Linked DNA regions of Homo sapiens: region 2 is linked to region 1. Evidence: chromatin contacts called from ENCODE Hi-C or POLR2A ChIA-PET data. All regions are on one chromosome and are shown on one strand. Each heading gives the region's core, a stretch centred on a gene start or an enhancer-like site at or near the end of the contact. The rest is flanking DNA. Distances are from core to core; before and after follow the strand shown. Region 1 has its middle 18 kb from the start of RICTOR. Region 2 has its middle 140 kb from the start of LINC00604.

Evidence for each region. Hi-C counts contacts between places; a loop is a spot of excess contacts on that map. ChIA-PET counts read pairs that join two places held with the same protein, here RNA polymerase II (POLR2A).
Region 2: a loop to region 1 is called in a map with no recorded cell type, with 7 times the contacts of the local background. The contact joins two enhancer-like sites. A Hi-C loop is called at or near these places in 1 of 37 single-sample maps with no recorded cell type. POLR2A ChIA-PET finds 5 or more read pairs at or near these places in 1 of 52 experiments (activated T-cell).

Annotation. Positions count from the first base shown.
Region 1 is chr5:39,089,856-39,094,903 of GRCh38, forward strand. No RefSeq gene overlaps it. Among named protein-coding and RNA genes, the nearest start is that of RICTOR, 18 kb to the left of the region's middle. Within about 2 kb of position 2,761, at least 5 of the 41 ENCODE cell types and tissues checked have a DNase peak (open chromatin) inside an H3K27ac peak, as active enhancers do.
Region 2 is chr5:40,375,232-40,380,788 of GRCh38, forward strand. No RefSeq gene overlaps it. Among named protein-coding and RNA genes, the nearest start is that of LINC00604, 140 kb to the left of the region's middle. Within about 2 kb of position 3,265, at least 3 of the 41 ENCODE cell types and tissues checked have a DNase peak (open chromatin) inside an H3K27ac peak, as active enhancers do.

The DNA.
Region 1 (5,048 bases), core at 1,511-4,010:
AGGTAATCCTAAAATTTGTATTGATCCAAACAAGAGCCCGAATAGCCAAAGCAATCCTGAGCAAAAGAGAACAAAGCTGGAAGTGTCACACTACCTGATTTCAAAATATATTACAAGGCTGTAATAACCAAAACAGCATGGTATTGGTATAAAAACAGACAAATAGACCGAAGTAACAGAATAGACAATCAAGAGATAAATCTATGTATTTATAGTCAACTGATCTTCAACCAACTCACTTAGGACATACATTGGGGAAAGGACAACCTCTTCAATAAATGGTTCTGGGAAAACTGTGTAACAATTTGCAGAAGTATGAAATTACACCCTTATCTCTCACTGTATGCAAAAGTCAACTCAAGACAGATTAAGGACTTAAATGTAAGACCCCAAACTATAAAACTGCTAGAAGAAAACATTAGGGAAAACACTTCAGGACATTGGTCTAGGCAAAGATTTTATAGCTAAGACCCCAAAACCATAGACAACAGAAACAAAAATAGACAAATGGGATTATATTAAACTTAAAAGCGTCTGCACAGCAAAGCAATCAACAGAATAAAGAGACAACTCGTTGAACAGAAGAGAATATCTGCAAACTATTTATCCAACACGGAACTAATATCCAGAATATGCTAGGAACTCAAACAACTCCATTTTTAAAACTAAATAGTCCATTAAAAAGTGGGTAAAGGACATCAGTAAACATTTCTCAAAAGATGACATACAAATGGCCAACAAGTTTAAAAAAGTTGTTCAACATTCCTAATTATCAAGGAAATGAACATCAAAACCACAATGAGATATCATCTTACTAGAATGGTTATTATAAAAAAGACAAAAAATAATAGATGCAGGTGAAGATGTGGAAAAAAAGAAAACTCTTTTACACTGTTGGTGGGAATGTAAATGAGTACATTCATTATGTAAAACAGTATAGAGATTTCTCAAAAAATAAAAAACAGAGCTACTATTTGATCCAGTAATCCTACTTTGGGTATTTATTTAAAGGAAAGGGAATCAGTATATCAAACGAATATCTGCACCTTTATGTTTATTATAGCACTATTCACAATAGCAAAGATATGGAATCAGCCTAACTGTCCATCAGTGGATGAATGAATAAAGAAAATATGGTATATATACACAATGGAATACTATTTGGCCATAAAAAGGGATGAAATCATGTCATTTGCAGCAACATGAGTGGAACTGGAGGTCATTATGTTAAATGAAATAAACCAGGCACAGAAAGACAAATATTGCATATTCTCACCCATATGTGGGAGCTATAAAAGTTGATCTCATGGAGATAAAGAATAGAATGATAGCTACCAGAGGCTGGGAAGTACATGTGGGTGGGAAGGAGGGTGATCAAGAGTGATTGGTAAATGGGTACAAACATACAGTGAGTTGGAATAAATAAGTTCTGATTTTCAATAGCAGAGTAGGATGACTATAGTTAGCACAATGAATGTATTGTGTATTTCAGAGTAGCTGCAAGAGAGGACTTGAAATGTTTGTGACACAGAAATGATACTCAAGGAGATGGATACCCAAATACTTTTACTTGATCATTACATATTCTATGCATGTAACAAATACTCACATGTACCCCATGAATAAGTAAATTATTATGGGGTCAATAAAAATGGGAATGTTTACCACAAGACTTGACTAAATTAACTTTATTATGTGTACTTAAAGAAGAAGAAAGTGGCCTTGGAATGACAGTCTGAGATACAAGAAAGAATATGAGTAAAGAAATTGGTAAAACATATAGACAAATTTAAACAAAAACATTCTGCCTTTAATAATAATAGCATTTTAATTTTATGGTTTGAAAAGGAACGAAATAAAATACCTGACAACAATAGCCTGTCATTTAGGAGCAGGGGATCTTAGTCACACATTGTTGTACTTGCCTTTTTATATATGCATCTTTGTTGCAAATACACTCAAGATGAAAAGTGCAAGAAACTGTGTATATTTGGTTTTCAGGTGGGATAGCATCTGGGAGATTATGGAGAGATGTGTTGAAGCCACTGCCTTTGTGGAAGCTTCTACCTATGCAGGCCAGGAGACAAGGGCTTGGTGGTGTGCTTGGGGGTGGAATTGAACAGTGACTCTGTGGAATTGAACAGCTTGACTCTGTGTCCCCACCCAAATCTCATCTCGAATTATAATCCCCATAATCCCCATATGTCGAGGAAAGAACCCAGTGGAGTTGATTGGATCATAGAGGTGGGTTCCCCCATGTTGTTCTTGTAATAGTGAGTGAGTTCTCATGAGATCTGATGGTTTTATAGGGCAGTTTTCCCTGCTTTTGCTCTCTCTCGCCTGCTGCCGTGTAAGATGTGCCTGCTTTCCCTTCTGCCATGATTGTAAGTTTCCTGAGGCATGCAAATCTGTGAGTCAATTAAACCTCTTTTCTTTATAAATTAAATTACCCAGGCTCAGGTATGTCTTTATAGCAGTGTGAAAATGGACTAATACAAACAATGAAGCCAGCAGTTGATACGAGCTCAGAGTAGGAAAGTAAGGATCGTCTGTGACCCACTGAATATGTTTGTGTCTGTCCATTACCATGTCTGACTGCTACGACTTTCTGAGAGTAATAACTTCTGTGTGGTGCTTGTTTTCCAAATGCTGCACAATTTCTTTCATTGGCCAATTCTAACCCTATAGAGAGAGGGATTCTGGGATGTGTTGTTTTCACTCTGTGTGGGGGTCCCCAAGACTATTCCAGGTGTGAGGATTTGGCTAGCAGGACTCACATGACTCAGCATACAGTCATACTCATGGCTATGATTTATTACAGTGAAAGGATTCAAAGCAAAACAAGCAAAAGGAAAGGGCACAATGAGTGAAGTCCAGAGGAAACCAGGTACAAACTTCCAAGAATTCTTCTCCTGTAGAGTCGCACACATACTTAATTCCTCCAGCAACAGTTTATGACAGCATGTTTGAAATGTTGTTTCCTAAGTCTGCGTGTTAAAGACTTAGTACCCAAGGTTTTTATTGAGGGCTGGTCACATAAGTACCCTCTGCCCAGCATGAGCCAACATTCCAGACTTCCAGGGTAAAGCAGATGTTCAGCGTAAATCATATTGTTTGTACAAACAGTCTAGGCACAGCAAGCCACTCTTATCAGTTCTGGGAATGGTGGAAATCCTCTCAAAATCCAAGTCCCCAGACACCAACCCAAAGCCAACTTTTCAAGCAGGATTTTTTAAGGCAGCAGTTTCAGGTCTGCTGTGTTAACTATTTTCTGCACAGGGCCTTAGACCTGGTGCTTTACTGTCCAAGTCGAAACAGACAATCCAGCACATGGTGCTAATAAAAAGAGAGATTGGGTGCCTAGTGGCCAAAAATACCAAATCTCCAATACAGAGGTGATTATTATGTTCACTACAATTTGAGAGCATTAGGTAGATGCCACATTTTCTTCTGTGGGTTTGGAGGTATACATCATGTTCAGGAGAAAATTTCTCTGTTCTTATAAGTACCCACCTGGTAAGCTGGGAAATGAAATTTACACATATTGCTTTAAAAGTTGAAGTAACCAAATATTTAGCAGTTATGCCTATCTCAGCTATATGCTTTTCATTTTGTTGTGACAGAGCTAATCCCCTTCATTGCAGGGTGGTGTTGGTAATCCACACATATATCTGAGTTTCACACACTTTCAGCCAAAACAAGTAGTTGGGACTGAGGCTTTAAGTCCCAGTAATGTTGATGCTAACTTAGTAATGTTATGAGAAATTATGACTCACCTTTTAAAATACTTTCTTCTTTCACTGATAATAGTGCAACTAATCCAAAAATGCCTGGTGAAAATGTGAATAAGTATTATATTTTTTTACTTTTCAAATTTAATCCGTTTTAAACTATGTAAAGAAATACCAGATTCTTTGATAAACATGATCACAATTGGCCATTTGTTGTGTTGGAACTCTGCCTTTGTAATGTCTCTGACAAGTAATTTTTTTTTCATAATTGTATATTCCTGGTGAACTTCATTTGGTTGGAAATTGCCTTTCATTTAATTTCCTTTTTTAAAAAAGGAAACTGGAAATTATCCTTTAAAATGTTTTTGAAGCAACATTGCCACATAAAAAAGTACTTAAAAATTAGCTTACACAGTGAAAACAGCTGTAGAAGTATCAAAATAATGTAACCAAGAAGAAGGAATTTCATTTCATTCTCTTTTAATTTGGCTTATATTTGTAATGACTAATTTCACATGACAAAATACACTGCAATAAGTAATTTAATAACCTGTAATTGGCCAGGTGCGGTGGCTCACACCTGTAATCCCAGCACTTTGGGAGGCCGAGGCGGGCGGATCATGAGGTCAGGATATCAAGACCATCCTGGCTAACACGGTGAAACCCCGTCTCTACTAAAAATACAAAAAATTAGCCAGGCGTGGTGGCGGGCGCCTGTAGTCCCAGCTACTCAGGAGGCTGAGGCAGGAGAATGGTGTAAACCCGGGAGACGGAGTTTGCCGTAAGCCGGGATTGCACCACTGCACTCCAGCCTAGGTGACAGAGCGAGACTCCATCTCAAAAAAACAAAAACAAAAAAACCTGTAATTAGAGTCATAATGTCAAATGCTTGTGATACAGGTACCTGGAAGTTAAAAAGATATTGGGACATCTGAATCCAACACTTCAATGGAAAGGCTACCATGAAAGACCTTCTGATATACAAAATATCTAGTAATGCAGGAAAACACATAATAAGCATTTCTTTGAATGTATGGTTGATATCATAAGAAAGGAAGGGAAATCCCCCGGGGCTGAAAGACTGGCTTCTAGGGAGAAGAATGGAAACCAGAATGGTTAGCTGCAGCGTACATGATGACTTCCCAGGGTCTTTTGACAATGTTGACGTTCAAGAGACTTGTGTTTTAAAGGTAGTTGGGGAAACATAAGATTTTGGGTCTATGCAAAGGTGGGAAATTGAAAGTAAGACTTCTCTCACAGATAGAGCCTAAGATCTGGAGGGACTGTATCTTCAGGAAAAAGGTGAATTAGAATAAA
Region 2 (5,557 bases), core at 2,015-4,514, 1.3 Mb after region 1:
AAAGGGAAAGAAATTAGGAAGAAAACAGGAGTTCCTATCTTCCTATTATTACTGGCAGCCCCTTCTTTCAATTTCTCTTGTTGAATTTTAGATAAAAGTAAAGGGAAAGAGAGAAAGCATAGCATTTTAGCTCTATCCTTGACCGTGAGTTATTTATGAACAGGAAATATCAAGATTCTAATGATGACAGGAGCACCTTTAGCAATTCTACGGGCAGTGCCAGAACATTGTTGACAAGGTGGGCCCCAGTAGAATCAACCTGAAAGTTGGTTCATCACATTTTAATTTAAAAGGTTGAGGTAGAAGAATGGCCAGGGAGTATCCCTTTCACTCTTGCTCAGAAGAGCTTTGTCTTAATTATTGTGGCCCCATCCTATTCTAAATGATGTCCTTAATAACTGCCCTCCTACTCTCCCGTTGTTTCCCCGTCACATATAAACAGTGACGTGGTCTCAGCTTCAGATTGATCCCATAGGGACCACTGGAGCCTGAGTTGTTCACAGAGTTATTCCACCTTGAGGTGTGGGGGTTGGCTTTAAGAAAACCTGTGTCAGTCACTTGTTGGCTGAAAACTGCTCCTAGGGGCAGGGGCTATAACCTCCCATGATGTGGCCGCTGGTTGAGGCACTTCCCGAGAGAAGAGGGTAGCTGCAAGCTTTTATGAAGTACTCACCATACCTAGAGTGAAAGTAGGGAAATGTAATAGCTAGTAATGAAGACCTAGATGGGGACATACAGAATTCACTACAGTTTCCAGATTTCATATTCCTGTTGCAAACTCTGCACATTAACCCTGCCTACATGGTGATCGTGGCCCTGTGAATGATATTAAAAGGAACAATTAGGCTTTCCAACTCTCACATTTGCCCTAGAGTTTACTGTCAACTTTTCAATAGTCAATACCCTCTTCATAGTATGGAAACATGTATTTAGTTTAGAGGGAGTGGATAGAGAAAAGAGGAAGATGTTTCTAAAGACTCCTCCGAAAACTGCAGTTCCACCACAGTATTTTGCTGTCTTATTTTAAAGATCATATTTTGAAACTCATAGAAAAAGCCAGAGCTAATTTCAGACTTTTTATGCCTTGCAAAGGGCAGAATAGACTTTATAAGGAAAATATATTTGTATCAGGATACACACATACCCAATAAATTCCATTAAGTACAGCAAGTTCTTTATCATCTGGGTTTAACCATATTGAACTGCCATATAAATTTAATATGCAACAAGGTAATGTTTGGCACAAATACTAGAGCCATAAAATATGTCTCACAGTACTAAGACTAGATGGAGGGCAAATTTTAGCTACGGTCTTAGGAAACTAACAACAGACATATATGTATCAAAGTGGCAGAACCTCAGGTCCTGGTGAAAAATAATAATTCTTCTTAGCAGTATAGATGGGAGAGATTCAGATTTAAAAACACTTTTAAGTGCAATTTGGGGGAAATGTCTTTTTGCTTGTTGCTGGTGGGTGCACTAATTTTCTCTAAGATATTTGAGGAACTGGTAACTTTAGTTACCTGTGAGAGGCAAACTTTGTAGCTGAGAAAAGTGAGCGATACAAAGACTTTCAGGTTTTACTTCCTTTTTTTGCTTTTTGAATTTTATTATTTATTTATTTATTTTAGCAGAGATGGTGTTTCACCATGTTGCCCATGCTGATCTTGAACTCATAAGCTCAAACTGATCCACCTGCTTTGGCCTCTCAAAGTGCTGGGATTACAGGTCTGAGCCACTGCACCCAGCCTGCTTTTTGAATTTTAAAGCATGAGAATATATTATATATTCAATAGTTATTAAGAGTGTTTTGTCCTTTTGAAATTCCCCGAAATATCTGAATTTTGGTTTGGGGGAGCATGCTTAAAATGGTTTATATTGATATAGGTAGAGGTTAGAATAAACTTTTATTGAGGAATAAGTATAATGATATCATAATTCATCAGTTGCTTATTACGAGGTAGCTATTTTGCTAAGAGATTTAGGTACTTTCTTATTTAATCCTCACCACAAAATATGGAGTATGCGATTATATTTTCCCCATTGTACAAATAAGGGAATTAATGTTTATTATGGATAAGCAGCTTATCTGAGATTTCATAGCTAGTAAGTAACTGGTATAAAATGTTGCTGTCACCCAGACAGTCTAACTATAGGTCCTTGAAGCTATAACCAAGTTAGTAGACATCTCCCAATCTGAGCCCTCCTTTTCTGTAACATTCATTGGTAGGTGCAGGTTAATGGTTTGGTAATCATTCATTGCCCTTCAAATTAGCGTTAGGAAAATTTACCTCGGTCACTGTCATCCTGCTTGGATGGGTCTAAATCAGACCTGAAGAAAGCAGGCCTCCACGGGATGCTCGCCAGGTTAACCCTTAGGCCAAAGGATGGACTAATGTTGAGGGACAGTCTCTTTCCCCATGTTTTGTGTTTCATGTTTTCCCTAAAATTATTTGATCTACAGACCTCAAAGTCACCTAACCAATAACATTTAAGTTTCTAACAGGCCATTGGGATTGGTAAGACAGATGGTATAAAACAATCATCACTTGACCTAGTTCATCTCATTATTGTATATTTTGCATAAACTCATCTATGTTATGACTTATTTTCATAAATATATGAATATATAGCCAGTGTTAAGCCATGGTAATTACAAGCGAACAAGGGACTTCCCAGACAGAATTGACCTGTGTGTTATTCTGTTCTAATTCTGAAGTCAGGAATTACTCTACCAGACCCATCCATTGCTAAAAACATTCTGGTCTTGTGTCTTGCCCATTCCAGGTGAGAAGAACCTGCTTAGTCCTACCTGTGGATTCAACCACAGACCCTGGCCACAAACATAGTGTCCTGGAAGAAAATTTATTGAACCTGTTTATCTCATTTCCTCCTGAAATATGTTAGACATAGTAATAAGAAGACCTTTGGAGTATTCTAGGCAAAGTATGGTAGAATCGAATATAGGACAATGGCAATAGGAAGGAAGAAGGAAGAGGATGAATTGTGGATGTTTCAAGGGTGAAATCTATTGGACCTGAATAATGATAGGATGAGAAGCCTGAGTAAGGAAAAAAAAAAAAGTCAAAAAAAAAAAAAAAAAAAAGACTACCAGATTTCCCAGTAAGGTAATGAAGGAGATAATTTGTGCCATCTATGGAGGCACTGAGAAAGAAGCTGAGGTTTTTGGCTGTTGATTTTGGCTTTCATTTGGTTTCACTTATGTTTGGTTGCTTTTTATTTTGGTGAGTTATTATGTTGGTGCAAAAGTGAGTGCATTAAAGGTAATGGCAAAAACCACAATTACATTTGTACCAACCTAATAGACGGTGGTTAGAGTGAGATGACTGACTTCATTTCAACTACAACAAGCACTAACTAACCAACTTCTCATTTCCTTCTCTTTGGTTTCTAGTCAACACTTTGTGGTTCTCTAAGGAACACAAAGAGAGACCCCAAAGCACTCACAAGACAGAAGTCCGGAAGTTCCTACATCCAAAAAGTTTCCTAAGGCCAGATGTTACCAACTGGCAACCATCAGACTGACTCTAGCCTTCACAGCATTAATACCTTTCATATACCTTTGAAATTATTTGCCAAGGTTTAAAAGTAGAGACGTTTTATTTTAAAATATAGATTTTTATTTTCTATGTTTGAGAAATAAGCACAGATTCCCACCAGGCATTATCAGTAGGAGCTGACCCTTCACACAGGGAATCTGCCCTTCGTTTTACCACTGCCTCCTCCATTCAGTTTCGTTTTTGAATAGTGCCTGCCTGCCTTCCCTAGGCATGCTATTTTAAATATCCGGCCTTAGGCCAAAAGCCTCAATAAGCTTCATAACCCCTTCCCCACTCTTTAAATGTTATCCCTCAGCTCCCCCTAGCCCAGGTTTGTGATTACCCCTAAGGACCATCCAAAGTAAAGGAGGAGAAATATTTTCTTCTTAATTACAGGGTGGACATTATTTTTTCTCTAACCACTGGATTCTGGGTAGGTGCCAATACTGTTTCACATTTCCATGGTGGCCCCAAATTCTCTCTCCACCTGTAGCCATTATTAGGCCTTTAGTTAACACTGTTTACCCCAAAGGAGACTTAATAGAGAGAGAAAATATAAAATGGGTACAGCTCAGGTGTTACATGCCTGGGGTCTCTGGATTTGGGCTAAACCTCATCTGATGAGTCCTCTTATAACCTGCTGTTTCCTGATGTTGAATTCCTAGACACCTAGGCCTAATCTGCCAGGTTAGACACCTAAATCCAACCATCCATAACAAACACTTGATTCCAAACACAGTATTTGCTCTTGGTAACTGTTACCTCTCAGTGCCCTCCTGCCCCATTCAAAACACCGGACATTAAGCCAACAGCATATCTCAGTGAGTCTAGCAGAAAATATGGGTATGAGTTGTAGCAGAATTATATATGGTTGAGGGAGAGCTTCCAGTGAAAAACTCTGTTATAGTTAGTTCTTCTTACTGCTGGAAATCTGCCTAATCTCTTGGGTGGCTTGAGGCAGAAAACATATTCAGAATCACTGGTGTATATGATTCTTGTTTTAGTCCATTCTTGCTGCTATAACAAAATACCACAGACTGAGTAATTTATGAACAGTAGAAATTTATTTCTCGCAGTTCTGGAGGGTGGGAAGTCCAAGATCACAGCACCAGCAGATTTTGTGTCTGGTGAGGGCCTTTTCCATAAATGGCATTTTCTCATGGTGTTCTCAAATGGTAGAGAAAACCAAAGGTACAATTGCTGTGTTCTCACCTGGCAGATGGGATGGAAGGGCAGACTGCTCTTTGAAGCCTCTTTTATAAGGATAGTAATCTCATTCATGAGAGTGGAGTGCTCATGGCCTAATCACATCCCAAAGATTCTACCTCTTAATACCATTACCTTGAGATTTAAGGTCTAACATGAATCTTGGAGGGACACAAACCCTCCATAGCAGTCCCCTTAAGTAACTCTACCTTCTCCCAATATCCACTTACTTGTGGACTAAAGCCGTCCCTCATGAGTTTCCTATCATGCCATTACTTCCTGGTTCCTAGGTCCAATACCTACTTCTTTCTCACTGGTAGCCCTGGAAAGCTGGCCACTACCCTGTCTTCTAATCACATTTTGACTTCAAGTGTGTGAGGATGCATAGCCAGTTATAAATCTGAGAAAACTACAATTGGATCTGAAAAACTAATTTTATCATGTGAAAGTTTTCTTATTCATTCATTCAACATGAATTGAGCATCTAATATATGCCATGTGATAGAAATGCAGAAATGAGTAAGACATAATAATTGACCTAGTAGAACTGGCAAAATGTATGAATTCTGTAATTCAACATGGTAAATGCTCTAATAGAGGCAGATCACAGCTTTATGGTATATTAGAAGGCATAAACAAGGGGCATCTGACTTATAGAACAGTGTTCCTCAAACTTTATCATGCTTCTGAATCACAAAAAATCTTGTTAAAATGAAGACGCTGGTCTTGAGCAGGGCTGAGAACCTGCATTTCTAACAAGCTCCCAGGTTATGTCAATGGTGCTGATCCGT